Linked DNA regions of Homo sapiens: region 2 is linked to region 1. The links are chromatin loops, found by intact Hi-C in ENCODE. Cell type or tissue: prostate gland. All regions are shown on one strand. Links, peaks and the distances in the headings refer to the core of each region. The heading gives the core; the rest is flanking DNA. Region 1 has its middle 33 kb from the start of NAV2. Region 2 has its middle 53 kb from the start of MIR4486.

What was found. Peaks named below come from ENCODE experiments on the same cell type or tissue, not always from the same donor. Only the 100,000 strongest peaks of a DNase experiment are listed, where the experiment ranks them.
Region 2: a loop joins it to region 1, with 4 times the contacts of the local background. A loop is called at or near these places in 10 of 110 quality-filtered maps.

What each region holds. Positions count from the first base shown.
Region 1 is chr11:19,672,219-19,687,717 of GRCh38, forward strand. It overlaps a transcript of NAV2 not described here. Among named protein-coding and RNA genes, the nearest start is that of NAV2, 33 kb to the right of the region's middle. RefSeq lists an enhancer at 5,751-5,920. In prostate gland, for the core only: a CTCF peak has its summit at 8,283; DNase peaks (open chromatin) are centred at 5,930, 8,133, 11,219 and 11,330; H3K27ac peaks cover 4,726 bases.
Region 2 is chr11:19,620,362-19,635,860 of GRCh38, forward strand. It overlaps a transcript of NAV2 not described here. Among named protein-coding and RNA genes, the nearest start is that of MIR4486, 53 kb to the left of the region's middle. In prostate gland, for the core only: no CTCF peak of the experiment used is centred there; a DNase peak (open chromatin) is centred at 7,890; H3K27ac peaks cover 2,039 bases.

The DNA of each region.
Region 1 (15,499 bases), core at 4,676-12,675:
CAAGTCCCCAGCCCAACACCAGGTCCTGAGTCCATGCTCAAGAAATATTTGGGATTTGTGTGGTTGTTTAACTTTTCTCCATTTTTTTATTCTTATAAAGTTGCAGAGCCTGAATGTGCATTCAACCCTTAGCAGTGAGGGAGATCTACATGGGTATCGCTGCTGGTCAAAGTGGCATTGTGATTCATTTTTCCTCAGCTTGGGTTCTATTCCTGGCTCTGCCACCAACTGACCTTGGTTGAGTAAGTTATTCTATTTCTCCAAGTGTTAATTTTCCACCCATAAAGGGGGTATCATGATAGGATCTTCCTCTTGGGGGTATCCTCAGGAGCCAGTGAGCCCCTGTAAATGCTCTGCAAATGGTGGCCAATGGGACTTCTTTCTCATCTGCTTGACCCAAGGGATGGAGGGCAGGAGGGATATGCTGAGGGTAATTGACACAGAACCAGCAGCAGAGAGAGGACATGGGGAAGGAGCCTAAGAGATGACGCAAGCTGGCACCTCCCACACCAACCAGCTCAGGCTCAGGATAGGCCCATGGGCAGGTTGAGTGCCCTCTGTGTCAGAAACAGTGGGAATCAGGGGTCAGGGAACCATGCAGCTACTAGCTAGCAGCTTATGGTACCTTCTAAGCCAGAGGATTTAGGTCTTAAGGAGGCAGGCAGAGGAACAGGGAAGAGTTCCCATGGGGCAGAATATAGATTTGTAAGTGTTTGTGTGTTTGTTTGCTCCTGGCCTCTCTTCAAAAGGAATTTGAGACAGGTTGTAACAAGTTACATGGATACAACATGGTTGATATAATAGAAAGGAAAAGAAATAGCCATTGCCCAAGAGCTATATTAAACATTGAATTTGGCTCTGAACCTCTGAGCAGCCTAGGCAAGGGAGGGAAAGAAAAGAGAAAAAGACTAATACTTAGCATATGCTGAGGACCATTACCATGGAAGGAATTTCCACACGCAACCCTGTAATGATACTTATTACTATCTCCATTTATAGAACCAGGATGCTAGAGATGCTACATTGAGTTTTATGAATATATTCAGATATGTCTGTGTTTTTTGAGCATCTGCTATATGCCAGGCACTGTGCTGGGTGCCTTATGCACAGAATTTTAATTCTTCTACCAATCTTAAGAAATAAATCCTATTATTATCATCATTTGACAGATGAGGAAACAAATGAAGAACAGAAAGGTGAAGTTATTTTCTTAAGGTCAAACAGCCAGCTTGTGCCCAAGCCAAAATTCAAACCCAGAGAAGTTTGATTCCAAACCTCTCCTCTCACCACCCTGTGAGCACAGCTTCTCTGATAACAAGTTTCCTTGGCACTATACTCTACAATAATTTTCTCAAATTGAGGTGTTAATTGGGGAGGAACAGAAGACATTAAGTGGCACATTAGTCAGTTTTATAAGAATCCTGGCAATGATTTTAAATAGAGGGCTGAAATTTTGTGTGCCTTGTCTTCTGGTTTTGTTTAAACACCACAAGCACCAAAGCTTGCAACTTTCTGCTCTCGGGGCCTGTTCCCTCCCTTCCATGATGGGTTAAATCTAGGCACAGTAGTGAATGTGAGCAACCAGGGCTCAGGGGCAGGGTCCCAGGATCCTTTCAGGCCAGGGTGAGCAAGCCCTATTAGAAACAACAGACCCAAGATGACTTGAATTTCCCACCTGCCCTTCCTTTTCCTGCCCCTTCTCCATGCTGTGTTTTTATGACACTTCAGTGTGCTGCTTCTTGGGGCCAGGCGCCTCCTCCAAGCTGAGCCAGCCTTTTATGGCCATGGAGCTAATTAAGTAACAGCAACTCAGGGGCGCTTGGAAAGCAGCGTGGGCCGTCGTCAGTCCTGGGCTGTGCAGCCAAGTGCCTCTGGCCTGGGTTGTGGAAGGAGCTTTTGGCTAAGCATCAGGCTATTCCTCTGCGCTCTCTCCTGCTGGCCCCAACTCACCTTCTCTGTTACCTCTGCATCAGGAACTCTTGAAGCCGCCGTCTCCCTGAGCTGCCTGGAAACTTCCCGAGACTGGCCTGAGAATAACTGTGCCCCAATTATTATTTTATTTCCACTCCAGGGTACTTATTTACACAAGAGGGACGGGAGGGCGCGCTCTCAAAAGGAGAGCAAGTCCTTCTGGGTGCCAGCCTTTGGGCCAGAGGGCCACTCTTGACAGGCAGGAATGACTGCAGCTCCCAAGTAGCAATTTTTTTTCAATGGAAGGTTATAAGCAACGAGCCCCAAAGGTCAAATTCCCCAAGGGAAAAAAGGGTATATGCCTCTGCTTTCTTCTCCCAGTTTTGCAGTGAGCAGTTTGTTCTCAAGTGTTGTCACGGGCCAGGCTTACCTCCTTCAAACAAAAGGTGGGGGCAAACCCAGAAAGGAATCTCAATGGCTATGTGTTAACAGCTTCAAGTTTCTGTGAGTGAGATCACCTAGAGAGCAGGTTTTCCTGAGCCTCAGGCTTCCTGGGCACTTCTCTGCCTGGAACATAAGGTTTTCCACCTCAGCCTCCACCCACAAGATACTTCCCTCCTTCAGACTTCATAACTTCTTTCCTGGCCTCTTGTTTGACCTCTGAAATGTACTCCCTGTCCACAGTAAGAGGCAGTAGCTATTAGGAGGGCAAAGGGCCACCTCCCTGGGTTCAAATCTAACACAGAATTTAGCTAAGCCTTGGTTTCCTCCTCTGCAAAATGGGGAAATAGTTGCACCACTTTATGGAGTTTGGGTGAGAATCAAAGTAGGAAATCCATGCAAAGAGCTCAGTAAGGTGCCTAGCAGAGATCAAGAGCCTGAGTGCTTCTAATCCGTCCCCCTCAGGACCTCCAGAGACCTCATGGCCACATCCTTCATGCACACCGCAGCTTCCTCCTCTTGCCTCAGCAGAGAGAAACCTCCAGGATCCTTAGCATGGTAAAAAAGGCCCTGTTCAACTTGGTCCCAACCTTTATTTCCATTCCATCTCTCATTCAACTCACCTCTCTAGCTCTCCCTGACTCTACGCCATGGATGTACACTTAAACTTTAATCATATGTTTCAAAAATGCCCTGGAGTCTTTGTAGGTATTATTCCTTTTTCCCAGTCTGCCCTCCCTCACTTATTTGATAAACTCCCAGTTATTTTTTAAGGCTTAACTTAAGGGCTCCCTTCTCAGAGAAGCCTTTCCTGCCCACCAGGACACATACACGCATGCTCACACACGCATGCATACACTCCCTGTAAAGAGTAGACACCCACTGCCTGTGTCCAACTATATGAGGCATCAGTCTGTAGTTGCTTTTCTGTCTCCTTCACTGTCTGTGAGCTCCTGGAGAGCAGGGAGCATGTCATATGCCTCCTGGCACAGGACATAGCAAATAGGTGTTCAATAAATACCTGTGGAATGAATGCTTGCATCACTGACTGAGAAATGTGTGGTAGGAAGCTTCCTTCTATGCGCCAATAAATCAGGGCTGCTTTGTACAGTGTGTGAGCTGTGGAGTGTACCAACCTGCATGGCCAGTCCCGGGGCCCAAATGTGTTTTAGCTCTACTCCCTCAACTGAGTTAGCCTCAGAGTTGCTCAAGTCCCCTCGAAACTAATTGATATTTGTACAGCAATTGGTAATTCACGAGTTTTCACAACAGTATAATTAATAATAATATCAATCGCAAGAATGTTAACATTTTCTGAGTGCTTACTCTGTACCATGCATTTGATGTATATTATTTCAATTAATCCTTACAACAACCCTAAGGGCAGATATGATTGTTATACCCATTTTACAGATGTGGGAGGCTCTGGCTGGGAGTGAGGAAGGTGACCTTCACACTAAGGCCCTTTGGTGCCAAGTCCTGTGCCCCTTCTACCCACCCTGAGAGCCTTGTTCTGGCACATCAGAAGGCATCAGTCTTCATTCCTCAGCTGTTTGATTTCTCTCATTTAGCTTCTTCCCTGTCCCTTCCTCCTCGATCCCCCTCCCTGCTCCAGTCTGGCCTCATAATAAGAATATTTTAGGTTGCAAGATCTCTTGGCTCCCACCACATATATTTGAAAAGGAGCATGCACTGCAGTGTGGAGATCTTGGGTTCATAACTGGCTCTCCCACCTTCCAGCTGTGTGTCTGTGAGCAAGAGTCTTAGTTCCTCTGTGCTTCCATATTCTCATTTGCAAAATGAAGATAATACTACCAATCCTAGTGATTCACTTTGAGTATTTACAACCTAGCACAATGCTTGGTGCATGGTAAATATTGAAGTCAGTGTTTCCCTCCTTACCTCTCCCTGAAAAAAAAAAAATTTTTAGAAAGCAATTTCTGTGGCATTACGCTCAAGGAAACCATAGCAACCAGTTTCCTGTAGCTTGGTTTCCGGCCTTCCCTAGCTGTACAATAGTGCTGGGACACAGCCTTTGTTATTCCGATACCCCAGGGAAGATGTGGACGTCATGCACTCTATGGGGTGGAGGCATCTGCTGGGTAGAATTGCCCAGTGTGCTGGTGGTGTCATTGCTGTTGGCACTTTGGCTCTCAGAGAACCAGGCTGTCCCAGGCCTGGGTTAGGCCACGAGGATGCTGTGGTTTCCCACTGGCGACTCAATTCATCTTCTAAGGGTTGCCTTATTGTGGGTCAGGCCAGAGCAGCTGGCCCTCTCTTTTTACGGGGATAAAAGTAGCATTTGGTTGGGTCTGGAGAGCTTCCTGACTCTCCTTAGATCGTTAAGACATTTCCTAGGATGTGACAGTCACAAGAGTACCATGTGATTGTGTGTGCATGTGTGAGTTTGTGGGCGCCTGTTAACCACACCAAGAGTGAAGGCACGGCCTCTCAAGGAAAGAATCAAGACTGCCAGCCACAGAAAAAGGCTATCAACTTGGCCTTGTGAAGTGGAGAACTCCTTGTCCCTACAGGCCTCTGGGGCAAGCTGCAGTCGGGTCCAGACCATGGTGATACTAACCCCAGCCTGTACTGCCACTTGGCACCCTGCACAAAGAGTCTCCCCATATGCCTGGCGTAATCCAACCTGGATTGCTGCAGTCTGGCTGCAGAGTGATTTCCAGGCAAGCCATTTGGGCAAGAGCAACTTGACTGCATCACGAAGCATGACTGAATTTTGGCCGAGCCCAGGGTGACAGCTTGCAGAGGTCCCTGGCTGCGGGAAGAAAGGCAGTGAGGTGGGCAAAGGCAGCACCTGGCCATGGTCTGGGTGCCTCCCAAGCCCAGTGTGTCCTACTCGGCTTGTGATCAGGGCTTGATAATCAATGCATCCCCTCATTTTACAGAGGAGGAGACTGAGGCCCAGAGAGGGTCGGGCCTTGCCCAAAGTCACACAGCTTGTCAGTCATAGACTTATTGCATTTTCAAGACAGAATGACTCCTAAAAATTATCTGTCCCAAACTCCTCAATTGATAAATGACAAAAATTAGGTTCAGGGAAGGAAAGGAGCATTTTCAGGGTTACAGAGAAGCAGAGAAGACTCACAGCCCTGACTGAGTGATTTTGTGATTGATCTACAGAGGCCAGCAAACTATGGCCCCCAGGCCAAATCAGCTGGCCACGTTTTTGTAAATACGGTTTTATTGGAACACAGTCATGACCATTCGTTTCTGTATTGTCCATGACTGCCTTCATGCTACAAGGGCAAGATTGAGTGGTTGCAACAAAGACCATATGGCCTGCAAAGCCTAAAATATTTACTATCTGGCCTTTTATAGAAAAAGTTTGCCAACCCCTGGTCTAACCCACTGAGGTTTTTCCAAACGCCTGGAAACTGCTGGCCACAATCCCAGTATCCTTCTCCTTTGAGGAGAAGAGAATCCATCCCTATTGTCAGGTTGGGGACTGGCCAGAGACCCCTCTCCAGAGGGAGAGGCTGCGCCGCAGGAATAGGAGCGAGGGGATGCTGACCAAGAAGAAAGCCTCCTTCAGAGGGGAGTTGAGTCCCAACTTGCACTTGGAGAGCGCCCAAGATAATAAGGATGATAAGAAGAAAACCAATTGCTAACTTTTGTGATTGTGTGCCAGGTTCTGTTCTAAGCTCCTTTTTTGTAGGATTGAACCTTCACAACAGCCTAGCACAATGGGTACAATTAGTATTCTCGTTTTGTACATGAGAAATGAAACGTAGAAAGATTAAATAACTTGCCTAGCCTAGTCAGTGGTGGGACCAGAATAGGAGTCCAGGCATGCTTACTCCGGAGCCCATGCCTGTCATCTCGCTGCAGGATCTGGATGAAATGGGTGTCTCACCTGCACTGGGAGGGGTCAAGAGCTTAACCCTGTAACTTTCCTCCTTTCTCTTTTCATCAACTGTTTAGTGACTGCCTGTTGTGCGCAAGTCACAGTAGAGCTGTGCTAGGCTCTGTGATGGGAGAGCAAGAAACATCACATATAGAACCCGCGTCTGAGGAGCCCGCAGATGGGAAGGCAGCAGCTGTGTGATCAATTGCTATCTAGGGTAGAAATTGGCAGTGTCGAAAGAGAAGCATGGGGAAAATGCCAGGTGAATCAAGGGGCATCATCTTCCGAGATACCACATAGCCATTCAAATGTTGAGCATCAGGGGCTCAAAATGCTAATGCCCGGATTGGCCAGGCAGCTGATGTGAACAGAGAAGCAGATCTTATTTGTGTAAGACAGCGAGGAGAGGTGGGGCCTGTGGAGAATGGATGAGTACATTCCCCAGTGCTAGGTGTTCAAATTCAGAATTTCCCACCACCTCCACGAGCTAAACCGACCTCTCTCAGGCCAGATCAGCTGTGGCATCTGTTATGTTGACTAATATTTATCAACATAGAAAGATTTCCTATGTTGTTAAATGTGAAAAGCAAATTACAAAGCGGTCAGATTAACATGTTTTGGGTTTTTAAAAATGTATATGTCTCCACACATAGAGCTATATGGAGAAAAGGCTGAGAGGAATTAGTCCAAAATTTTAACAAGATTTTGAGGCTGGCTGGGTGCAGCGGCTCACGCCTGTAATCCAAACACTTTGGGAGGCTGAGGCGGGTGGATCACCTGACGTCAGGAGTTCGAGAGCAGCCTGGCCAATATGGTGAAACCCTATCTCTACTAAAAATACAAAATTTATCTGGACGTGGTGGCACATGCCTGTAGTCTCAGCTACTCTGGAGGCTGAGGCAGGAGAATCACTTGAACCTGGGAGACGGAGGTTGCAGTGAACCGAGATTGTGCCACTGCACTCCAGCCTGGGCAACAGAACGAGACTCTGTCTCAAAAAAACACAAAAAGATTTGGGGGCTATTATTTTGCCCCTCTGTTTTTTCTTCATTTCCTTCCCCTTTGGTACAATAAACTCACAGTACCTGCCTCAGCTTTTGTTTCTGTTTTTGTTTAGAAGAGAGAGATGATTCTATATCCTTCCCCTCTCTACCCCACCATCTCTTGACTCATTCCTACTCTTCAAGATTCATCTCAAACATCACGTCCTTTAGGGAACCCTGGTTCCTAGGGTGGTTTGGGACACCCCGGCTGTGTTCTGTGCTCCCCACATCACAGCCCTTCCTTTTTGGCGGTTCTTGTTGTGACCTGTGTACTCCTGTACCTGGTACTGAAACAAACACTAGGTATGAGCTTCCTGAGGGCAGGGACTGTGTCTAAGCTATCTTTGGATTTCCAGTATCTAACATAGAACTTAACACATAATGTGTGCTCCTTAAATACCTGAGGAATGAGGGGCTGAATTTAGTGCTGAAGGCAAGAGGAAGGGCCCCTGGAGGGGAGCCCTACCTATTGGGCACAAGAGAGGCCAGGAGGGTTGGGGGCCAAGGCACCTGGAGTGAGGGGCAAAGACAGGACATCCTGGGCACAGTGGGCCATCCCATTTGGCTGGAGGGTGGGGTTCTTGAATGAGAATAGAGAGAAATCAGATTGGAAAAGAGGAGGGCTCCAGAAAGGGGGCTGGAACATCAGGCTTGGGGGTTTGGATGTTATTCCAGCACCCAGGACAAGCCTGCCTCCTCACAAAAGATAGCTCTGGCCCCAGCACATCATTCTTTTCATCCCCCACCCCCCTCTTTAGAGCGTTTTCCTGCCTTTTTGGCACCGAATGCAGTGCTGGCTTCTGTCCTGAGCAGCGTGATCTGCTGCCCATGAGTCAGGGGCTCGGCCATTCCTAAGTGACTAAGGCTGTCGCCTCCCGCCAGTTTCCCGTAACCGCCTGAGTAAAGACTCAGTCTGAATCACTGTTTATTGTTTTTAAGGGTTTTTTTCCCCTCCTCTCCAGTTTTTAAATATCAACCACCCAGCCAGGCCAGTAGGGCTGAATGAGTGCTGGGGAACTGTAGGACACACCCCTCACCCGCACACACAGGAGGGATGCGGAACCCCATTCTGCTTAGGGAAGCAAGGAGGCTGTGGCTATGGAGCCAGACAGACCTGCATTTGAATCCTGCCTCTACCCCTACCTGCTGTGCCCCTTTGGGAAAATCACTTCACCTATCTGAACCTTAGTTTCCTTATCTGCAAAATGGGGATAATAATGCCTATATAAGAGGGTTCCTGTGAGAATGAGAGCTAAAATTTATAAAGGAACTGGCATATGGCAAGCATTCCAGAAGTGGTAATTATTATAAAACACGGCTCTTCTGCTCAGGAATGAGCTCACGTGAGAGAACGGTAGGGGTCTCATGCCTTCTTTGCACCTGTCATTTCAGTAAAGCCAAACAATCAAGGGCTTCCAAAGCCCATGCTTTAGGAATTTATTTCAGACTACTGATGAATCACTTAGTTCTATTATGAATAGCCAACATTTTTGCAGCACTTAGCGGGTGCCAGGCACTGTTCTAAGCATTTTACATTAAGTAATTAATTTAATCATCACAAACCCCTTTGGGGTAGGTATTATCATTATCCCCACTTACAGATAGAGACAGAAACTGAGGTGCAGAATTTAACTAACTTACTAATGAGAGACAGAGCCAGGGGTTGAACTGAAATGATCTAGCTTCTGGGGACAAGGTCATGCCTGGCAGTGAGATTCTCTCAGGGACGTCCCCTGACCTGGCAGTCCTTCTTCATATGTTTTGTCCTAACTGGATCATTATCAAATAATGACAATGTGCCAGGCATTGAAGTATCATCAATTTTCAATTTAATTTCACCGCAGTTATAAAAGATAGATTTGCTTGTCCTTATTTTATATATAGGGAAGTTGAAGTTTTGAATGGTGAGGAAACACCCAAAGTCAGTTAGTGATAGAGTTAGCGTTTGAACCCAGGTCTCTCTGCAATTTGGGGGTAATTGCACCACTCTGTGTGAAATGGCTAGCTGAGTTGAGATCAGGTTTATCTTCTAGAAGCCTATCGATTTAATTATTTGGCATTAATGGCCCACTGGTCTGCCTAAGTCCCTCTAAAGAGGTGACCAGTCTGATGGGATTTAGCAATAGGTTTGCCCCTTGGGATGAGCCCTTGGTCCTCCACACCAATAGCCTGCAGTTCTGGGAGGATCTGGCCAGCCTTTGGCAAGTCTGGGATTGGAGTACAGGAAATCTCTCTATACAGAACATGTATTCAGTGTCCAGAAACTCTCACCAATGCATAGTAAGCATGTCCTCCAGACCAGGTAGCTAGGAAGCCACTGTGGGAATCCACTGAGACCTGTGGACACATCTGAATGGAATTCCTGTGGGATGTACGTGTCAGGTGTCTGGCAGCCTCAGGAGGCTGCGTGGTGGTTTCATATAGAAATTAGGACACCTCCACCTGAGAAAATACATCTAGCAGGGAATAGATAGATGTCCACAATATCAAGATAGCTTGTGTTAGTCACATGATCTGATCAAGCAGCTGAGAGAGAGCAAGCCACAGAGTGGACTTCACTCTGCAGGGTTCCAGGGCTGCCCACTACCACCAGAGCATCAGGCACAGCACCTGGACTCACTCCCCTAGACAGCACCTTACCCACATACAACATACTCACCCCATGGTACACCCTACACATTGCTCTGTTGACTTATGTAGATTGAGGAGTGGGAATCTGGAGAGGGAGGAAAGAAAGAAAGAAAGAAGGGGCTGGTGATAATACCATGCTAATAATAATTGCTTCCACATGCTTGGTATGTGCTAAGAACTGTGCTAAACTTTTTACACACATGCCTTATCTCATAATCCAATTGTTATCCTACTTAACAGATGAGGACACTGAGCCTTAGAGAAGTTCGTAAACTGCCCAGAAAGGAAATGTGTACTGTGGAAATGAGCACTGCGGTCAATGTGCCAAGCACATTGTGAAGTGCTTTATATACATAGCCCCATTAACCTCTGCGAGGACCTGGGAGGCTGGTATTGTGTCAGTCCATTTGTGTCGCTATAAAGAAATACCTGAGGCTGGGTAATTCATAAAGAAAAGAGGTTTAATTGGCTCATGATTCTGAAGGCTATACAAGCATGGCACCAGCATCTGCTTTTGGCGAGGGCCTCAGGAAGCTTACAATGATAGCAGAAGGGATGGGGGGCTACATATTACATGTGAGAGAGGGAGCATGACAGAGAGGGCAGAGATGCCACACACTCTTTTAAATAAGCAGATCTTGCATGAACTGAGTGAGAACACACTATCAGGAGTATGACGCTAAGCCGTTCATGAGGGATCTGCCCCCATGACCAAACACCTCCCACCAGGCCCCATCTCCAACACTCATTCCAATATGAGATTTGGAGAGGACAAACATCCAAAACATATCATATTCATTTTGCCCATTTTTCAGATGAAAACAGTGAGGTTCAGAGAAGTGAAGCATTTTCCAAGGTTGCAGAACTAGGATGAGGGAGGACTAGATTCAAACCTTTGTTAATCTGTGGATTGTCAACTGTGCCACCCTGGTTCTGGCTAGAAGTTAGAAGATCTGGGTTTCAGTGACTGCTTTGGTTCATATAGATAAAATGGGGGTATTTGTATTAAATGATCCTTAAATTTCCTTGTAGTGCTAATATTTTGTGTTTCTCTGAGGAAGGAAGAGTAGCCGGGAGTTTGGGAAGTCATCAGTGGCCTTCTTCTGGGACACATGTAAGCCTGTTTGAATGGGGAGGGCCAAGGAGAGAGAGTAGTTTTTCATTTCCTCTAAACGGAATGTCAGGGGTTGCGGGGTGTAACAGAAAGCCTCATGGCAGCAGCTTAGGAAGGCGGGGTCAGTGATGTGTTTTCTTAAAAGAGAAAAGGTTGAGTTGGGTCACCTTCTTTTTTAGCTGCTTGTGTCCTAGCAAGGACTGAATTTTTATGGGTCATAATTTGGTACAGATAAAAACATATTGTACTGAGCTCAGCCAAATCCCCTATGCTGGCATTACTGGTAGAGTTCTCAGCCAGCTGACTGGGCCCATCCAAGAGGCCTGTGGGGAGAAGAGTCAGGCAAGGCCTGGATGTTCTCTTGGAGCACCTTGGCAAGGATTTGGATAGCACTGTGGTCCCCACTGCCTGCCTCAGTAGAGCAGAGCTGTGCAGGGCATCCAGAAAGGCTGGGCTTCCAGTCGGGTCTGTGTGAGTTGGCTCTGCCCCTTTCTGGCTGAGTGACCAGGACATGAGCAAGTCATTCAGCCCCTGGGGTTGCAAACTTTACTCCACAAACCAGCACAAGGACAAGGCCACATTTCACCAACGCCCAGAGGAGGGAGAAAACTCAGGATATTAAATTGTATCTTCAACAATATAATTTTATTAAGTTTTAAAAAATGACCTTTATTCTGATTAAATTGTCTGCCACAATTGTTTGCATTAAAATATCTTTTCTTTTGCCAAAATGGGACGATAAGTTTAGATGTAGCATTTTTTAATTTTTAAAATTTCCTTACTAAGATAATTGAGGTGAACAATCCATGTACACTCCCCCAATTGTTTTAACTTGATTGCGAAATCCAAAAACTGGAAATCACTGATAGAGCTTCTCTGAAAATTAGTTTCTTCATCTGTGAAGTGGGGATAATTAGCTCCATTTTCTTCAAAGGGTATTGTGTTGGAAAAAATGAGGTAATATATAAAATGTCTGTTCCTGAACTCAATTTAAATAGAATTATACTTCCTTTTCATGCCAACTGTTATATCCTAGGTCTACATGCTGGACTTCAGCCCTTGTCACAATGTCCTCCCATCATTTCTGGGAGCTTTCCCAGGGTATTGACTCATGTGTCAATGCCCAGCAGGAGGTATCTGCCCTGCTGGCACAGTTGTCACCACTGGGGGCTGTCTCTGAGACCCCAGTGATGAAGGTGAAGCTCTTGATTTGATCTAAAGGTCATTCTTGGTGGCCCACAACTCTCAGAAGAGGGGCAGCTGCTCAGATATACCCCTTAGTCTGGAGCACCCAAGCACTACCTAAATGCTGATTATCACCAAACTTGGTGCTTTTTGAGCTGCTACTGCCTCCACCATGGTAAATAGTGGAGGCCAAGCTCCTCTCCAAGGGCACGGCCAAGGGCACTCACCCACTTCCAGATCACTCAAGGCCCCCCCACACTGCAAGCCCAGTGCCAACCCCACAGACACCAGAGTGAGGAATATATTTCTCCCTCATCCAGTCCTGAGTCTCATCATATTTCCAGCCCTTCCGGGATGATTGACTATGGGAATACCCATTCTCTTCAAGGGTAGAGTTCTTCTCACCCATCCTTCAAGAGTGCTCACATCCCTATGGGCTCAAGAGCCCTTGGTTGGCACATTGCCCAAAGTTGGGTCATTATAACCCATGGCCTCTCAGTACAGTGCCTGGCACATTGTAGGTGCTCAGTGAGTGCTGATTTCCCATCCAAGTCCCTCACTCCATAAAAGCACATGGTCAGGCAGGGCTAGGACCTGGAAATCCTTCCCTCATTCTAGCTGTAGTTAATATGGGTTTGGGGCAGGATGAGAGCAAGACCCAAATGCTGACATCAGTCCTGACCCTCAGAGGAGGCCCTACCATGATCCCACCCTGGGCCAGCCTCCAGCGAATCCCAGACCTTCCCTCAGAAGGCCCCACAGACTGCTTAGCTAGGCATGTTTGGGTGGTTTGTCCTGCCCTCTCAGTTCAGAAGCTCTGCCATCTGCTTTTAAATCACCTTAATTTCCAGCCAAATGGGAGTTTTCCTCTCATTTCAAAATGCCCATGATATCATCCATCAGTGGGGAGCAGTTGAAGAAGAAGCCTCGAAGACTTCCAGACCCCAGCAGTAGGGGTGGGGAAAGCAGGTTTCAAGCAGCCCTTACTAGAATCAGGCCCTGTGACCACACCCCCTTCCCAATATCTACTTGAGCAGGCCTGCAGGTATGGCCGGGCTGAGGAGTCAAGCTCTGCGGGCTCCAAGATAATGTTAAGGAAGAGGAGGAAGGGTAACAGATCCAGGGTTCCCATGCACTTAAATTCCTTCATTCTGCAAAGATGAATTTAGTGCTCATTAAGAGTATCAGTTTATTTGGGGTTGAAAGATTTTCACACAAACTAGTGAAACAGCCGTATGATGATTGCAAGTGCAACAGGAATTGCAGCTGAAGACTTGGAAACTGGATCTAGCTCTGACTCTTTTTAAGTTGATGAGTGATATTGGGTAAACCTCCCTCCCTCTCTAATCTTCCATTTATCTTTCTGATAAATGAAGGTGCACCAGTCTCAGAGGGCCCCTGTTGCTCTGGTCCTGGGAATGGTGTGAGGTTTCAGGAGCCTCCCACGCTCTGCACCAAGAGGTGCTTTTGGACTTAGACTGACTCTCAGGGCTCAGGTATTTTCTAAAAGGCAAATCTCATCATGTGACTTTCCAACTTAAAACTCTCCAGAGGCTTCTCACATCTCATAAAGTCCAGAATTCTCAGCATGCTCAGGAGATCTTGCATGCTCACACTCACCTCTTCTCACACTGCTCCCCCAGCTCCCTAGTACAAGCCTATTCTCCAGGTCCCCATGTTCATGTCCTAACCCACCCCAGGGCCTCCTCCTTGGCTCCTCTCTGCCCCCTTCACTTCATTTAGGTGGCTCCTACTCAGCCTTCTAGTCCCTATGGTGACATCGCTGCCTCCACGACCATGTCACTTGCTTCATACCACAGATAGTTGGGTCCCCTGTGATATGTTCCCTTGCTTTTCCTTTGAGTAACCTGTCTCTCAGAATCAACCTTCTCCATCCCTCCCCCTCCCAGACTGGGAGCTCCAGGAAGGTGGGATCCTTCTTATTTCCCAGTTGTCCCCAACACTGGGCCTGACCACAAAGCAGGTACTCTGTGTTTACTAAACAAGAGTCTCATGTTTCCCTCAATCCGCCCATTGTGTGGTCTCAGGGTGGCTCACAGGGAGGTACTCCAGGTCATAGGGGTTGCCTGTTCATTTCTCCTCAACCTGGGGATTCACCTTATCAGATGAATGACACTGCATTCATCACAGTCTCCTCTCACTTAAAGGGGTTGTGAGCAAAATAAGTTCACATTGTCTGGTGCTTGGATGAATAAAGCATGGCTGCATGGGCCTGCCCAGGTGGGGAGGACCCCCAGTGTGGGAAAAAGCAGCATGTTATCATGGAGAGAGCTCCACAGTCCTAGACTCGAGGAGGCCCGGATTATCACTGTTATATCCTGGCTCTGACCTTCAATAAGATACTCCCTTCTCTATCTGGGTCTTAGTTTCCTCACATAAAGTATGGGGGTTGGACTCAATTATAACATTTAGTCTTTAATGGATACTTCTTAGTTTTTGCCAGGCCCAGGGCTAAACCCTTCATATGCAGTACAGGTAATTCCCACAGTAACCATATGAGGCGGGCACTATTATTAGCCCCATTTTACAGATGAGGAAACTGCAGATTAGAAAGTTTATATAACTTTCCCAAGGTCACATGACTAGAAAGTGGCAGAGGTAGGGTTTCAACACATTGAGCTCTTAACCACTTTGCCTCCCCTCCGAGGACCTGCTGACTCTGTTATTCTAGGAACATGAAACTGCCCAGAGGCTCAGAAGGTCAGTATGAGATCTAAAATTATTATGTTCTCAATACAGCATTCTCCCTGGAACAGGGAGACAGCGCAGGCTGTCAGCCCAGCATCTCCGAAACACTGGTAGCCCTGGGAGCCATACAGCAGCTCTTGGCTGCATTGACACTTGAGAGCCAGAAAAGAGCTAGAAATATTTCTTATCCAGATAGTCAATCTCCAGGTTACAGCCTTCCCTCTCAGCCATAACCTGGTTCTGTGCTTGTTTTTACATTTAAATTTTCATTGAAATATTACATGCATTCAGAAAAAAGCAAATATTATACATGAATTATCTCAAAGTGAACACACCTGTGTAACCACCATCCAGGTCAAGACATAGAACATTACCAGCATCCTATTAGGTCCCCTCCTAATCATTATCTCCCAGGTCCTGTGTGTTTTTATCTGAGAATATTCCCTGGAGCTATGGAGAAAGGCTGGAATAAGAAGTTAATTTTCAAATTATCCTTTCATCTCCAGGGAAATTGTAAGTCTGCAGGAGGGATGTGGAGGAGGGGAGGAATGAACACAAGATGTACTAAACCCTCAGATATGGCAAATGGCTGCAGGTTCC
Region 2 (15,499 bases), core at 4,115-12,114, 52 kb before region 1:
TTTCATGATATTGATTCTTCCTATCCGTGAGCATGGATTGTTCTTCCATTTGTTTGTGTCCTCTTTTATTTCATTGAGCAGTGGTTTGTAGTTCTCCTTGAAGAGGTCCTTCACATCCCTTGTAAGTTGGATTCCTAGGTATTTTATTCTCTTTGAAGCAATTGTGAATGGGCATTCACTCATGATTTGGCCCTCTGTTTGTCTGTTGTTGGTGTATAGGAATGCTTGTGATTTTTGCACATTGATTTTGTATCCTGAGACTTTGCTGAAGTTGCTTATCAGCTTAACGAGATTTAGGGCTGAGATGACTGGATTTTCTAAATATACAATCATGTCATCTCCAAACAGGGACAATTTGACTTCCTCTTTTCCTAATTGAATACCTTTTATTTCCTTCTCCTGCCTGATTGCCCTGGCCAGAACTTCCAACACTATGTTGAATAGGAGTGGTGAGAGAGGGCATCCCTGTCTTGTGCCAGTTTTCAAAGGGAATGCTTCCAGTTTTTGCCCATTCAGTGTGATATTGGCTGTGGGTTTGTCATAAATAGCTCTTATTATTTTGAGATACATCCCATTAATACCTAATTTATTGAGAGTTTTTAGCATGAAGGGTTGTTGAATTTTGTTGAAGGCCTTTTCTGCATCTATTGAGATAATCATGTGGTTTTTGTCTTTGATTCTGTTTATATGACGGATTAGGTTTATTGATTTGTGTATATGGAACCAGCCTTGCATCCCAGGAAAGAAGCCCACTTGATCATGATGGATAAGCTTTTCGATGTGCTGCTGGAGTCAGTTTGCCAGTATTTTACTGAGGATTTTTGCATCGATGTTCATCAGGGATATTGGTCTAAAATTCTCTTTTTTTGTTGTGTCTCTGCCAGGCTTTGGTATCAGGATGACACTGGCCTCATAATTAGGGTGGATTCCCTCTTTTTCTATTGATTGGAATAGTTTCAGAAGGAATGGTACCAGCTCCTCCTTATACCTCTGGTAGAATTCGGCTGTGAATCCGTCTGGTCCTGGACTTTTTTTGGTTGGCAAGCTAGTAATTATTGCCTCAATTTCGGAGCCTGTTATTGGTCTATTCAGAGATTCAACTTCTTCCTGGCTTAGTCTTGGGAGAGTGTATGTATCGAGGAATTTATCCATTTCTTCCAGATTTTCTAGTTTATTTGCATAGAGGTGTTCGTAATATTCTCTGATGGTATTTTGTATTTCTGTGGGATCGGTGGTGATATTCCCTTTATCATTTTTTATTGCGTCTATTTGATTCTTCTCTCATTCCTTCTTTATTAGTCTTGCTAGCGGTCTATCAATTTTGTTGATCTTTTCAAAAAATCAGCTCCTGGATTCATTGATTTTTTGAAGTGTTTTTTTTGTCTCTATCTCCTTCAGTTCCGCTCTGATCTTAGTTATTTCTTGCCTTCTGGTAGCTTTTGAATTTGTTTGCTCTTGCTTCTCTAGTTCTTTTCATTGTGATGGTAGGGTGTCAATTTTAGATCTTTCCTGCTTTCTCCTGTGGGTATTTAGTGCTATAAATTTCCCTGTAAACACTGCTTTGAATGTGTCCCAGGGATTCTGGTATGTTGTGTCTTTGTTCTCATTGGTTTCAAAGAACATCTTTATCTCTGCCTTCATTTCGTTATGTACCCAGTAGTCGTTCAGGAGCAGGTTGTTTAGTTTCCATGTAGTTGAGTGCTTTTGAGTGAGTTTCTTAATCATGAGTTCTAGTTTGATGGCACTGTGGTCTGAGAGACAGTTTGTTATAATTTCTGTTCTTTTACATTTGCTGAGGAGTGCTTTACTTCCAACTACGTGGTCAATTTTGGGATAAGTGTGATGTGGTGCTGAGAAGAATGTATATTCTGTTGATTTGGGGTGGAGAGTTCTGTAGATGTCTATTAGGTCTGCTTGGTGCAGAGCTGAGTTCAATTCCTGGATATCCTTTTTAACTTTCTATCTTGTTGATCTGTCTAATGTTGACAGTGGGGTGTTAAAGTCTCCCATTATTATTGTGTGGGAGTCTAAGTCTCTTTGTAGGTCTCTAAGGACCTGCTTTATGAATCTGGGTGCTCCTGTATTGGGTTGGTATATATTTAGGATAGTTAGCTCTTCTTGTTGAATTGATCCCTTTACCATTATGTAATGGCCTTCCTTGTCTCTTTTGATCTTTGTTGGTTTAAAGTCTGTTTTATCAGAGACTAGGATTGCAACCCCTGCTTTTTTTTGTTTGTTTGTTTTCCATTTGCTTGGTAGATCTTCCTCCATCCCTTTATTTTGAGCCTATGTGTGTCTCTGCACGTGAGATGGGTTTCCTGAATACAGCACACTGATGGGTCTTGACTCTTTATGCAATTTTCCAGTCTGTGTCTTTTAATTGGAGCATTTAGCCCATTTACATTTAAGGTTAATATTGTCATGTATGAATTTGATCCTGTCATTATGATGTTAGCTGAGTATTTTGCTCGTTAGTTGATGCAGTTTCTTCCTAGCATCGATGGTCTTTACAATTTGGCATGTTTTTGCAGTGGTGGGTACCGGTTGTTCCTTTCCATGTTTAGTGCTTCCTTCAGGAGCTCTTGTAAGACAGGCCTGGTGGTGACAAAATCTCTCAGCATTTGCTTGTCTGTAAAGGATTTTATTTCTCCTTCACTTATGAAGCTTAGTTTGGCTGGATATGAAATTCTGGGTTGAAAACTCTTTTCTTTAAGAATATTGAATATTGGCCCCCACTCTCTTCTAGCTTATAGAGTTTCTGCTGAGAGATTCACTGTTAGTCTGATGGGCTTCCCTTTGTGGGCAATCTGACCTTTCTTTCTGGCTGCCCTTAACATTTTTTCCTTCATTTCAACTTTGGTGAATCTGACAATTATGTGTCTTGGAGTTGCTCTTCTAGAGGAGTATCTTTGTGGCATTCTCTGTATTTCCTGAATTTGAATGTTGGCCTGCCTTGCTAGGTTGAGGAAGTTCTGCTGGATAATATCCTGCAGAGTGTTTTCCAACTTGGTTCCATTCTCCCCGTCACTTTCAGGTACACCAATCAGACGTAGATTTGGTCTTTTCACATAGTCCCATATTTCTTGGAGGCTTTGTTCCCTTCTTTTTACTCTTTTTTCTCTAAACTTCTCTTCTCACTTCATTTCATTCATTTGATCTTTAATCACTGATACCCTTTCTTCCAGTTGATCGAATCCGCTACTGAAGCTTGTGCATTTGTCACATAGTTCTCATGCCATGGTTTTCAGCTCCATCAGGTCATTTGAGGTCTTCTCTACACTGGTTATTCCAGTTAGCCATTCGTCTAATCTTTTTTCAAGGTTTTTAGCTTCTTTGCGATGGGTTCGAACATCCTCCTTTAGCTTGGAGAAATTTGATTGTCTGAAACCTTCTTCTCTCAACTCGTCAAAGTCATTCTCTGTCCAGCTTTATTCCATTGCTGGTGAGGAGCTGTGTTATTCCTTTGGAGGAGAAGAGGAGCTCTGATGTTTAGAATTTTCAGCTTTTCTGCTCTGGTTTCTCCCCATCTTTGTGGTTTTATCTACCTTTGGTCTTTGATGATGGTGATGTACAGATGGGGTTTTGGTGTGGATGTCCTTTCTGTTTGTTAGTTTTCCTTCTAACAGTCAGGACCCTCAGCTGCAGGTCTGTTGGAATTTGCTGGAGGTCCACTCCAGACCCTCTTTGCCTGAGTATCACCAGCGGAGGCTGCAGAACAGCGAGTATTGCAGAATAACAAATGTTGCTGCCTGATTGTTCCTCTGGAAGCTTCATCTCAGAGGGGCACCTGGCCGTGTGAGGTGTCAGTCGGACCCTACTGCGAGGTGCCTCCCAGTTAGGCTACTCGGGGGTCAGGGGCCCACTGAGGAGGCAGTCTGTCCGTTCTCAGATTTCAAACTCCATGCTGGGAGTACCACTACTCTCTTCAAAGCTGTCAGACAGGGACATTTAAGTCTGCAGAAGTTTCTGCTGCCTTTTTTTCAGCTATGCCCTGCCCCCAGAGGTGGAGTCTACAGAGGCAGGCAGGCCTCCTCGAGCTGCTCAGTTCGAGCTTCCTGGCCACTTTGTTTACCTACTCAAGCCTCAGCAATGGCGGGTGCCCCTCCCCCAGCCTCGCTACTGCCTTGCAGTTCGATCTCAGACTGCTCTGCTAGCAGTGAGTGAGGCTGTGTGGGCATGGGACCCTCTGAGCCAGGAGTGGGATATAATCTCCTGGTGTGCCGTTTGCTGAGACTGTTGGAAAAGCACTGTATTAGGGTGGGAGTGACCCAATTTTCCTGGTGCCATCTGTCACAGCTTCCCTTGGCTAGGAAAGGGAATTCCATGACCCCTTGTGCTTCCTGGGTGAGGCGATTCCTCGCCCTGCTTCGGCTCACGCTTGGTGAGCTGCACCCACTGTCCTGCACCCACTGTCTGACAAGCCCCAGTGAGATGAACCCGGTACCTCAGTTGGAAATGCAGAAATCACCAGTCTTCTGCATCACTCATGCTGGGAGCTGTAGACTGGAGCTCTACCTATTCGGCCATCTTGGAACCAGATCTTTCAAAATATTTTAACATTTATTTAAAAATTTTAATTGACAAATAATAATTGTACATACTCATGAAGTACATAGTGATGTTTTGATACATATAATGTATAGTGATCACATTGGGCTAATTAGCATATTCATCATCTCAAACATTTATCATTTCCTTGTGTTGGGAATGTTTAAGATCCTCCTCCTAGCTAACCGAAACTATATAATACATTATTGTTAACTATAGCCATCCCACAGTGGTATAGAACACTAGACTTTATTTTTCTTATTTAGCTGTGATTTTGTATTCTTCAACAAATCTCTCCCTATCTTTCCCTTCCTCCAACCCTTCTTAGTCTCTAGTATCCTCTGTTCTAATTTTTACTTCAATGAGAACAACTTTTTTTAGTTTCTACATATTAGTGAGAAAATGCAGTGTTTAGCTTGTTTCACTTGACATACTGTCCTCCAGTTCCATCCATGTTGCTATGAATGACAGAATTTCATTTCTTTTTTATGGCTGAATAGTATTCCATGTTGTATATATACCACATTTTCTTTATTGATTCATCTCCTGTTGAACTAGGTTGATTCCATAACTTAGCTATCATGGACTGTGCTGCAATAAACATGGAGGTGCAGCTATTTATTCAATATACTAATTTCCTTTCTCTTGGTGAAATGCCCAGTAGCAGGATTGCTGAATCATATGGTTGTTCTATTTGTAGTTTTTTGAGGAACTTCCATACTGTTCATAGCAGCTGTACTAGTTTTCGTTCCCACCAAAAATGTATGAGTTCCCTTTTCTCTGTATCTTTGCCAACATTTGTTCTTCTTTTTCTTTTTGATAATGGCCATCCTAACTGGGGTGAGATGACACCCCATTGTGGTTTTGATGTGCATTTCCCTGATTACTAGTGATGTTGAACATTTTTTTTCATATATTTCTTGGCCATTTGTGTATCTTCTTTTGAGAAATGTCTGTCCAGATCATTTGCCTATTTTTTTTCCTGTGGAGATGTTTGAGTTCCTTGTATATTCTGGATATTGACCCCTTGTCAGATGAGTAGTTCGTGACCATTTTCTCCCATTCTATAGGTTATATTTTTACTTTGTTGATTGTTTCCCTTACTGTGCAGAAGCTTTGCTATTTGATATAATCCCATATTTGTTTATTTTTGCTTTGGTTGCCTGTGCTTTTGAGGTCTTATTCATAAAATCTTCTCCAATACCAACATCCTGAAGCATTTCCCTTATATTTTCTTTGAGTAGTTTTATAGTTTTGGGTCTTACGTTTAGGTATTTGGCCATTTTGAGTTGATTTTAGTATAGGATGAGAGATGGAGGTCTGTTTTCATTCTTTTACATATCCAGTTTTCCCAACACCATTTATTGAAGAGGGTGTCCTTTCCTCAGTGAGTGTTCTTGGCATCTTTGTCAAAAATCAGTTGGCTGTAGATATGTGGGTTAATTTCTGGGTTCTCTATTCCGTTCCACTGACCTATATGTCTGTATTTATGCCAATGCCATGTGGTTTTGGTTGCTACAGCTCTGTAGTATATTTTGAAGTTTGATAGTATGATGTCTCCAGCTTTGTTCTTTTTGTTCAGGATTACTTTGGTTATTTGGGGTCTTTTGTGGTTCCACACAAATTTTAGAACTTTTTTTCCCATTTCTGTGAAGAATGTCATTGGTATTTTGATAGGGATTGCATTGAATCTGTAGACTGCTTTGGGTAGTATTGTCATTTTAAGAATATTAATGCTTCTGATCCATGAGTATGGGATGTCTTTCCAGTTGTTTGCATCTTCTTAAATTTCTTTCATCACTGTTTTGTAGTTTTCCATAGAAGTCTTTTACTGCTTCTGTTAACTTTATTCCTAGGTATTTTATTTTACATTTTTAATAACATAGGTTTTAGTGTCAGATCCAAATTCAAATTCTGGTTCCAACTTTTATGAGCTGTGTGTCCCTAGGAAAGTGACTTAAGCTTCTCTGACTCTGTTTTCTTAATTATAAAATGGGAATAACACCAACCTCATAATATAGTTATGGAGATTAGCTGAGACCGTAATTAGAAAGTGCAATATGTACCCAATATGACATGAAAGCACTGGGCATATGATCTGGCACATAGTTTACCCTCAGGTGCTAAAGTGGTGTTTGAAGAAGGTGAGGCAAGCTGAGGTGTGTATAATCAGTTGAAGGTCAAGAGATCCATGTGGGCCGGGTGCGGTGACTCACGCCTGTAATCCTAACACTTTAGGAGGCTGAGGTGGGTGGATCGCCTGAGGTCAGGAGTTCGAGACCAGCCTAGCCAACATGGCGAAACCCCGTCTGTATTAAAAATACAAAAATTAGCAGGGCGTGGTATTGTGTGCCTGTAATCCCAGGTACTCAGGAGGCTGAGGCAGGAGAAATTGCTTGAACCCAGGAGGCAGAGATTGTGGTGAGCCAAGATCACACCACTGCACTCCAGCCTGGACAACAGAGCGAGACTCTGTCTCAAAAAAAAAAAGAGATCCATGTGCCTGTTGGGCTGGACCAAGGGGTCTGTTGGCTTTGGGGTTGTTTAGGCCATGGAAGTGGGAGGTTTTTCATGCATGAAATTCTCTGGTCACAGCCAGAGAAGCTGCAATTTTGACCTCATCAGTCCCAGCAAAGAGGACCAATTTGTGTAAAGTCTAGTGTGCCACAGACCTTTAAGTGAGACCTTTACCAAATTGGGAAAGTTAGTCACAATTGTCATGTAGGTCCTTTGCCACAGTTACAGTCTGCCCAGCTCCAGGGCTTCTTAGGGGACATCTCAGAGCCGAAGGAAGCCTGGTAAGAGAACATGCCCCCTTCTGGACCTCAGTCTCCCATCTATGCACTGACGGTGATGGATGAGATGGGAGGGTTGGGCCCCGCCTGCAAAGTGAGAATATTGGCTCCAGAGACAGGAAACCTAGTTCTAATCCGACATATACCTCTCCCTGGGTGTGCCACCTTGGACAAGTTCCTCAACCTGAGCCTTAGTTTCCTTGTTTTCAAAAAAAAAAAAAAAAGAAGAAGAAGAAGAAGAAGAGATAATGATAATATCTGGCAGCCCATTCCACAAGGAGGCATAAACAAATATATTCATGTGAAATGCTCTGTGTTGGGCTGGCATGTGGCAAACACCCAATAGATGATGGCTACTTTAATCACCACTGGGGAGAATCTCCTGTTGCTGACACTCTTGGAGCCAGTATGTCTCCCTCCCACTCTGGCCCCAGGGTTTGGCTCCCTGGATGCTCCCCATCCGGTCAGGAAGTGCCTCACAGCCTGAGGCAGCAGAGGAGTTGGACTTGTCCGGTGGGAGAGGAGCCAGTGGACATTATGTTCCTTCCCAGGAATGGGAAAGGGAGAATGTTCCTGGGTGAGGAGCAAGGCTCTGGGGCAAGCACACCCAGGAACATCCACTCCCGCTTCCCCACTGCCCAGAGCCAAGCGTAGTGCAGGGCCCTGTGAGGAGGAAGACACCAGAGCAGAGGTGCCGGCCTGCCTCAGGCTCCTGGCAATCAGGGCACACTCGTACAGAGTATATGTTCTCACACATTCACAGATATCCCCACACCCCGTACACACATGGTGAGTGACACAGATATATATTCGAAAGCCTCTCAGAAATGTACTCATGCATCCACGCTCACGTGGCCATGCACTCATCTACATTCAGGTGTACACATGTAACTCACAGATCCTGAAGTCCGGATTCCTACACATACACTCACACATACACAAGGAAACTCACTCATTCCCATACACTTACCCATATTCACAAATACAGTTGCCAACACAATCACACAGGTGTCGACATTCATGAACACATATATAAAAATGCATACCAGAAACATGCACATATAATTATACTCAAAGAACCAGGTACACCAAGGTCCCCTACCCTTCTAGTCTTCTGGAATCATTGATTACCATCATATCCAAATAAAATGGCTCAAGCTCTATCCCAGCTACTCTGAGAGGCGCTCCCTCCCCGGTACTCCCATGGAGTTCACCTGCCAGGTGCATTTGCCACCCTGACCTTGCTGCAAGCACCTGAGACTACAGCCCTATCTCCTATGCCCACCTTTGTTCCAAAATTCTCATTGACACAAGGTTCTTGAAGCTACCCAGCTTTTGCTGAAAATATAAGAGTGGGCAGAAAACAGCCCTATGTTTCTAAAATGTGGTGGCCATTCATTGTCTCCGTGGAGTGCAGCCTCCCGCTCTGCCTCAGTGTCTCCATCCTCATTTCCTCGTCACATCTCTCTCTCCCACCATTTCTGAGCCCTTGCCCCAACCCCACTCACCAGCCTTCACCCATCAAGCCTCTGGAACTCCCAGAGAACAAGACCAAAATATCATTTTAGGCAGAGCCATTCAGTCCTCTCTTGTATTTCTCCTATCCCTTCTGGCTCAGGGACCAAAGGGGCCCATTAGGCTCTTTCCTAGACTAATAATAATAATAAAGCTATGTAAGAAAAACTCTCTGGAAAGGAATTGTGCCTCTCTCCTAAAAGGCAGAAGTGGTTTCAGACAGTATTTGATGTCAGCGACATTTTTCTTACGCACTTGCGCACACACACACACGTACAGACACACACACTCTTTGCCTCTTTCTTTTTTTCTCTCTCTCTCTGACACACACACACACACACACACACACACACACACACAGCCTAGGAGAATTAATTTCCTGTTTCCTACTCTCCTCCCACTCCCCCTCCCATCTTTGGACAGTTGCTGGAAACCAAGAGGCTGGACCCTCAAATAGGTCCTAGACAGGGACAGGGGTAGGGTGGGGAGAACAGATCTTGTTAGGAAAGGAGTCAGGGAAGGACCTGAATGGGCCTCAGTTTTGAAGGGCACCAATGTATTTACTAAATCACACCCTGCACTTTCCCGCCTCTCAACCTCTGCTCTCACAGTGCCTCACCCTGGAATGGCCGCATCAACCCTCCAGCTCTGGCTAAGTCCTCCGTTCCCAAAGTCTTAGCCTCTGTCAGTCCCAAATGACTCTCTCACTATAATAATCCTCATAAGCTGTCATGTGCACCTCTACCAAAATTCTGTACCCTCTGATTTATGAGGCAGCCCCTGGGGCCGCTACATGTTTCCCCAACTCTGTGGTGAACTTCTGGGGAATGCGACCTATGTTCCCCCAACTCTGTGGTGAACTTCTGGGGAATGCGACCTATGTTCCCCCAACTCTGAGTCCCTAGTATACCCAGTATACACAGCCTGGCACAAAGAATGCTCAATAAATTATATATCATTTGCTTCATCTCTCTGTATCTAGAACTCATTAAAATCTGTGTCATCAATATCTCCATCATCAATATCTACCTACATAAAGCCTACCTGGCTTAGCCCCAAATCCTCAACCTGAGCAAGAAGAAGCTGATTTCTGCTCCTGCCTTTACTACTTCTTGGTTTTCTGACACTGAGAAGGTCATTTAGCTTCTCCAGATTTTTGTTTTCTCATGTGCAAGATAAAGGAGTTGAACAAAGACAGTGGTTTTCAAACTGGATTCCGAGGAACCCTAGGGTTCCAAGAAGACATGATGGTGAGAAGAGCAAGGCAAAAGGGAAAGAAGACAATTGTTAATGAGCAGGACCCCCACTTCTACCCAGATTGCTCCTTCTTGCTCTGTTTTGTCTACCATGCTTCCACACAATACTACACTTAATCAAAGGGTTTTGGCAGGGCACAGTGGCTCACATCTCTAATCCCAACGCTTTGGGAGGCCAAGGAAGATGGATCACTTGAGCTCAGGAGTTTAAGACCAGCCTGGGCAACATGGTGAGACAAAAAATATAAAAATTAGCTGGACGTGGTGGTGCATGCCTATAGTCCCAGCTACTTGGGAGGCTGAGGTGAGAGGATTGCTTGAGCCTGGGAGGTCGAGGCTGCAGTGAGCCGAGATTTCACCACTGCACTCCAGCCTAGGTAACAGAGTGAGACCCTGTTTCAAAAAGAAACACACATACACGCACCCCAAAACAAAGGGTCCTGTTGCAAAAAAAAAAAAAAAGGAAAAAAGAAAAAAAAAAGAAAGAGAAGGAAAAAAGAAATTTGGTAAAACACCAGTTTAAAAGCAGTGTTTTGTTTTGTTTTTTTAATATTTTACTATATTTATTACAAAAATGGCCTGAATTGCCCCTTTCATTTTATCCATGGCCCTTTCTTTTTTTTTTTTCTTTTATTTTATTATTACTATACTTTAAGTTTTAGGGTACATGTGCACAATGTGCAGGTTAGTTACATATGTATACATGTGCCACACTGGTGCACTGCACCCACTAACTTGTCATCTAGCATTAGGTATATCTCCCAATGCTATCCCTCCCCCTTTCCCCCACCCCACAACAGTCCCCGGCGTGTGATGTTCCCCCTCCTGTGTCCATGTGTTCTCATTGTTCAATTCCCACCTATGAGTGAGAACATGCGGTGTTTGGTTTTTTGTCCTTGTGATAGTTTGCTGAGAATGAGGGTTTCCAGTTTCATCTGAGGGCCTTTCCAGCTTTTGCCAAAACAAGATTCTCACCTCATAAAATGCCCATGTAAGACAGAAAGCACAACAAGTGTTTTTTTATGGATTTAGGGCTATCTTTCCTTTTGTATCTAGAGTCACTGACTACCTTTCCCCTTCCTACCAAGACTAGTGTGCTCTCATTACCTCCCCTGGCCTCTACTTTCTCATCTAGCTAAAGGGAACTCTCACAGCACTTCACTCTCAGTGTTTTAAGGAGAGACTTGCATTCAAAGCTGATGAAAGCAAACCCCCGGCACTGAGTGTGGCACCTAGAAGGCACCCTCTGAGTGGTGGCTGTGGTGCCCACTAGTGTCCCAGGAGATGGATGCCTCCATGGGCATCATGCCTGGCTTGTGGCTGGAGTTTGCAATCCGAGGGCAAGGATTGCTCAGTGATTAGGAGCCTGTGTGCTGTCAGACATCTAATTAGCCATCGTCTTCCCAGGAGACAGCTCAGTTGTGCAATTTTTATTTCCATATTTTACACATTCTCCATCAGCAAGAGAGACCCACGCCAATCTTTCACCAGCCTCATTGTTTGTTTGCATTCCAGCTGTGCCAACTGCCCACTTCTTACTTTACTCTGGTTCCCACCCGCCAGGGAACATGCCTGTTGGCAGGCAGGGTGGGGGTGTGGGGAATAGCTATTACATGTCGCTTCAAAGGCCCATCTTCAAGACCAGCACACTAGGGACAGCTGTATTGGTTGGATTTCCTGCCTGGCACAGGGATCAGTGAGAGCACACCCCCATTACCATCTATTTATAGGGACGGTTTGGTGCGGTACAAAGAACATTGGGTTTGGCATCAAACAGGATTGGTCTTTTTTCTAGCAATTTAATTTACCTCTCTGAGCCTTGGCTTCCTTATCAGTTAAATCAAGACCTTGAATAATTCACATTATGAGGCTGTTGCAAGGCTGTATGCTTCCATACATATTTATTGGGTTTGTCCAAATGAAATAATGTTCATGTCTGCGCTTTGCAAACTGAAAGTGTTGTCTAGGTGGGAGTTATTCCACAATTGCAGACTGTCTTTGATTATTCAACGAGCTTTTATCAAGTTTAGATTATCCAGACTCATTATTATGAGATTATTAAACTGGCCAACCCTTCCTGCCTGCTGTTGCCTGTTTTGTGGTTTTCATTGTGGTCAGTTCAAAGAGGCTGATTCCTTGGAGCAAACTCAGCAGGGAAAGATGTGTCTCCTGAAGCTATTATTGATGGCAGTTGTTCCTATCTCATCGGAATATGCCTTCGACCTTTCTCCTACTTAGAAAACTACTCAGTGCTCTCCACTGGGCTAGAAACCACGGATGTTATAAAAGAAATATAAGCCTGAGTTCATGACTTCTACATGCTCCATCTAACTAGGAGAGCAAAAATCCACACAGCATTTAGCAAGCAGCTTTTATGTGCAAGGCACTGTACCCACATGCATTTTATCCAAACCCTTTAAGAAGATGTTATTAGTCCCACTTCACAGACAAAGAAACTGAAGCCCAAAGAGTTTGTCACTTTCCAAGCTCACACAGCTAGTCAGGGTGGAGCCTGAAGATGCTGCCTCCTTTTGAAACTGTACTACGACTGTCTATTTTGTCTCTTCCTCTTCTACATTCTAAGCTCCTGGGGGTGGGAGCTGGGTCTGTTCATCGCAGTGCCTGGCAGAGGCCCCTCAGAAGACAGCGACCACTGAGATAGCTCATTCCGTGCCCCCAGCTCCTCCCTGTCTCTCCCAACTAACCTCTCCTCCTAGCCACATCCCAGGACTTTTGCCTTCCCGATCTCCCTGCCCGCAATTCAGGGGCCTCTTCTTGGCTGCCAGGTTGTTGAGGCAAGTGAAGGCTTGACCTGGGCCTGGGGCTCCTGGCTAAGCTCCTGATTTTGTCTCCCCAGACAGAGAGGGAGGTCCCTGGCATTCAGGACACTGGGTCCTTACCTGCCAACAGGGCTAAGAGGTACTCAGCCCGCCAAGAGGCCGCGGTGCTCACAGCTGCCAGTGGAGACACAGCCCAGGAGGCCTGGTCAGTGGTTGCCTGGAGATTGAGAAATGTGTTGGCTCCAGCCTGGCTCCCTCATCTGAGAAATCAGGGGAACCTGACCCAACAGCCCAGTGTGTTTCCACAGTGTCTGGGGCAGCCGGCAAATCAGGCCTGCCTGACGGAGCTCGGGCCCAGGGAAAAGCAGCCTGTTCCTTCACTCTCCCCATGTTCACGGACTGCTGCCAGGGGAAGCATTTTGAGTGTTTGCTCAGGCTGGGACTGATGCGCAGGCCTCCTATCTCTGCAGGGTCTAGCCACCGGGTGTCATGGAGAAATGGGGCATGTCTGGCTTCGGCCTTTGCTCCATAAAGTGCACTGGGAGGACCCCTGTTCAGAAGGTAGGCCTAGTTTGGATTCCAAGCTCTACTACTTACCAGCTGTGTGGCCTCTTGGACAAGTCACTTAACTTCTCTGAGCTGCTTCTTTATCTGACAAATGGGGATCATAACAGCAAACTTAATAGAACTGGCATAGGATGGACTTATGAAATAATAAATTTAAACAGCCTAGCACACAGGAAATACTTCATAAAGGTATGTTCCTTCCTTCTGTCACACTGTGCCAAGGCTTCCAAACTTTTTCTTGCCCCTCTCACCTGTGTCCACAACATGCAGAGAGGCCAGAGCTCTGGCTTTGACACTGACCACCGTGGAGCAGGTTTGCTGCATAGGTTTCCCTGCACTGGGCCTGGGCCTTGGTTGCCACCACACTGCTCTCATACCCCCATTGTCCTCAGCACACACATGTGAGGGAGGTGGCATTGAGTAAATGTGTAGGTTATCATCAAGGAACAGCCCATCCTAAATGACAAGAACTTACCAACACAAAGAAGGAAACAACAGACCCTGGGGTCTACTTGAAGGTGGAGGGTGGGAGGAGGGAGGGGAATAGAAAAGATAACTACTGGGTATTGGGCTTAATTCCTGGGTGATGAAATAATCTGTACAACAAACCCCCATGACATGAGTTTACCTGTGTAATAAACCTTCACATGTACCTCCAAACCTAAAAGTTTTTTTTAATTGTGTAAAAAGAAAAGGAACAACCCCTCACAAATATATGTATTAACTGACTTCATTTATTCGTCCATCCATTCATTCGTTCCTTCAAAAAAACATTTACTCAACTGCTACTCTTGGAAGGGACACATATTCTGGACCCCAGGGATATAGAGGTGAGCAAATACAGCCCCTGTCCAGTGTCTAGGAAGTGGGGGAAATGGACAAGGGAAGAGGCAATTAAACATTTCACAGGTTAGGTACATTGGTAGAAGAGAAGGACAGAATTCTGGGGCACTGCAGAGATGAGGCTCCTAACTCAGCCTAGGAAAACAAGATAGGCTTCCCAGAATAAGTGATGCCAGACTGTTGGAGGATAATTAGGAACTATCTAGGCAGAAAATAAAGGGGAAAATGTTGTAGAAGAGATAGTATAGCTTGCAAAGACCTATTGGTTTCAAGAACATGCCCATGTATTTGTTAGAGTACGTTAACTGCTGTAATAAGTGTCTACAAAATTTCAGTGACTTCAAACAATAAAAGTGTGTTTCTTGCTCATGAAGTGGTCCTGCGCTGGTGTTCCTGATTTCATTGTGTGACTCTGCCATCGTTTGGCTCCTTAGAATCTATCACTTCTAGCCATGTCCCCAGGAGGAAACGGAAATTGCTTTTGGTGAATATATAGCAGTATCGCAGGAAGTGATATAAGATGTGGTTGTACTGGTAGGCAAGACCAGAGTGTACAGGCGATATATGCCAAGCTAGGGAGTTTGAATTTTATCCTGAAAGTAGTGCAGAATCATCAGAATTTTTTTAACACAGCAATGCATAATCAGATTTGCTTTTTAGACCAATTACTCCAGCTGCAGTGTGGACGACAGATTATGAAAAGAGAGGCTAGAAGCAGTAGCACCAGTCAGAATGGTATTATGGTAATGTAGGCTGTCTTAGTCAGTCTAGTGTTACTATGAGAGAATACCTGAGGATTGGTAATTTACAAAGAAAAGAGGTTTATTTGGCTTATGATTCTGATGGCTGGAAAGTCCAAGATTGGGCAGCTGCATCTGGTAAGGGTTTCATACTGCTTCCACTCATGGCAGAACGTGGAAGGGAGGCAGATGTGTTCAAAGAGATCACATAGCAAGAGAGGAGGGAATAGACAGTCTAGAAAGAAAAACTTGTATTTATAACAACCTGCCCTCTGGTAACTAACCCAGTCCCATGAGAGCGAGAACTCACCTACTTCTTTTGGGAGGGCATTAATTTATTCATGAGGATAAACTCTCGTGACCCAAACACCTCCCACTAGACCCTATCTCCCAACACTATTGCATTGGCAATTAAACTTCAGCATGAGTTTTGGTGGGGACAAACCACATCCAAA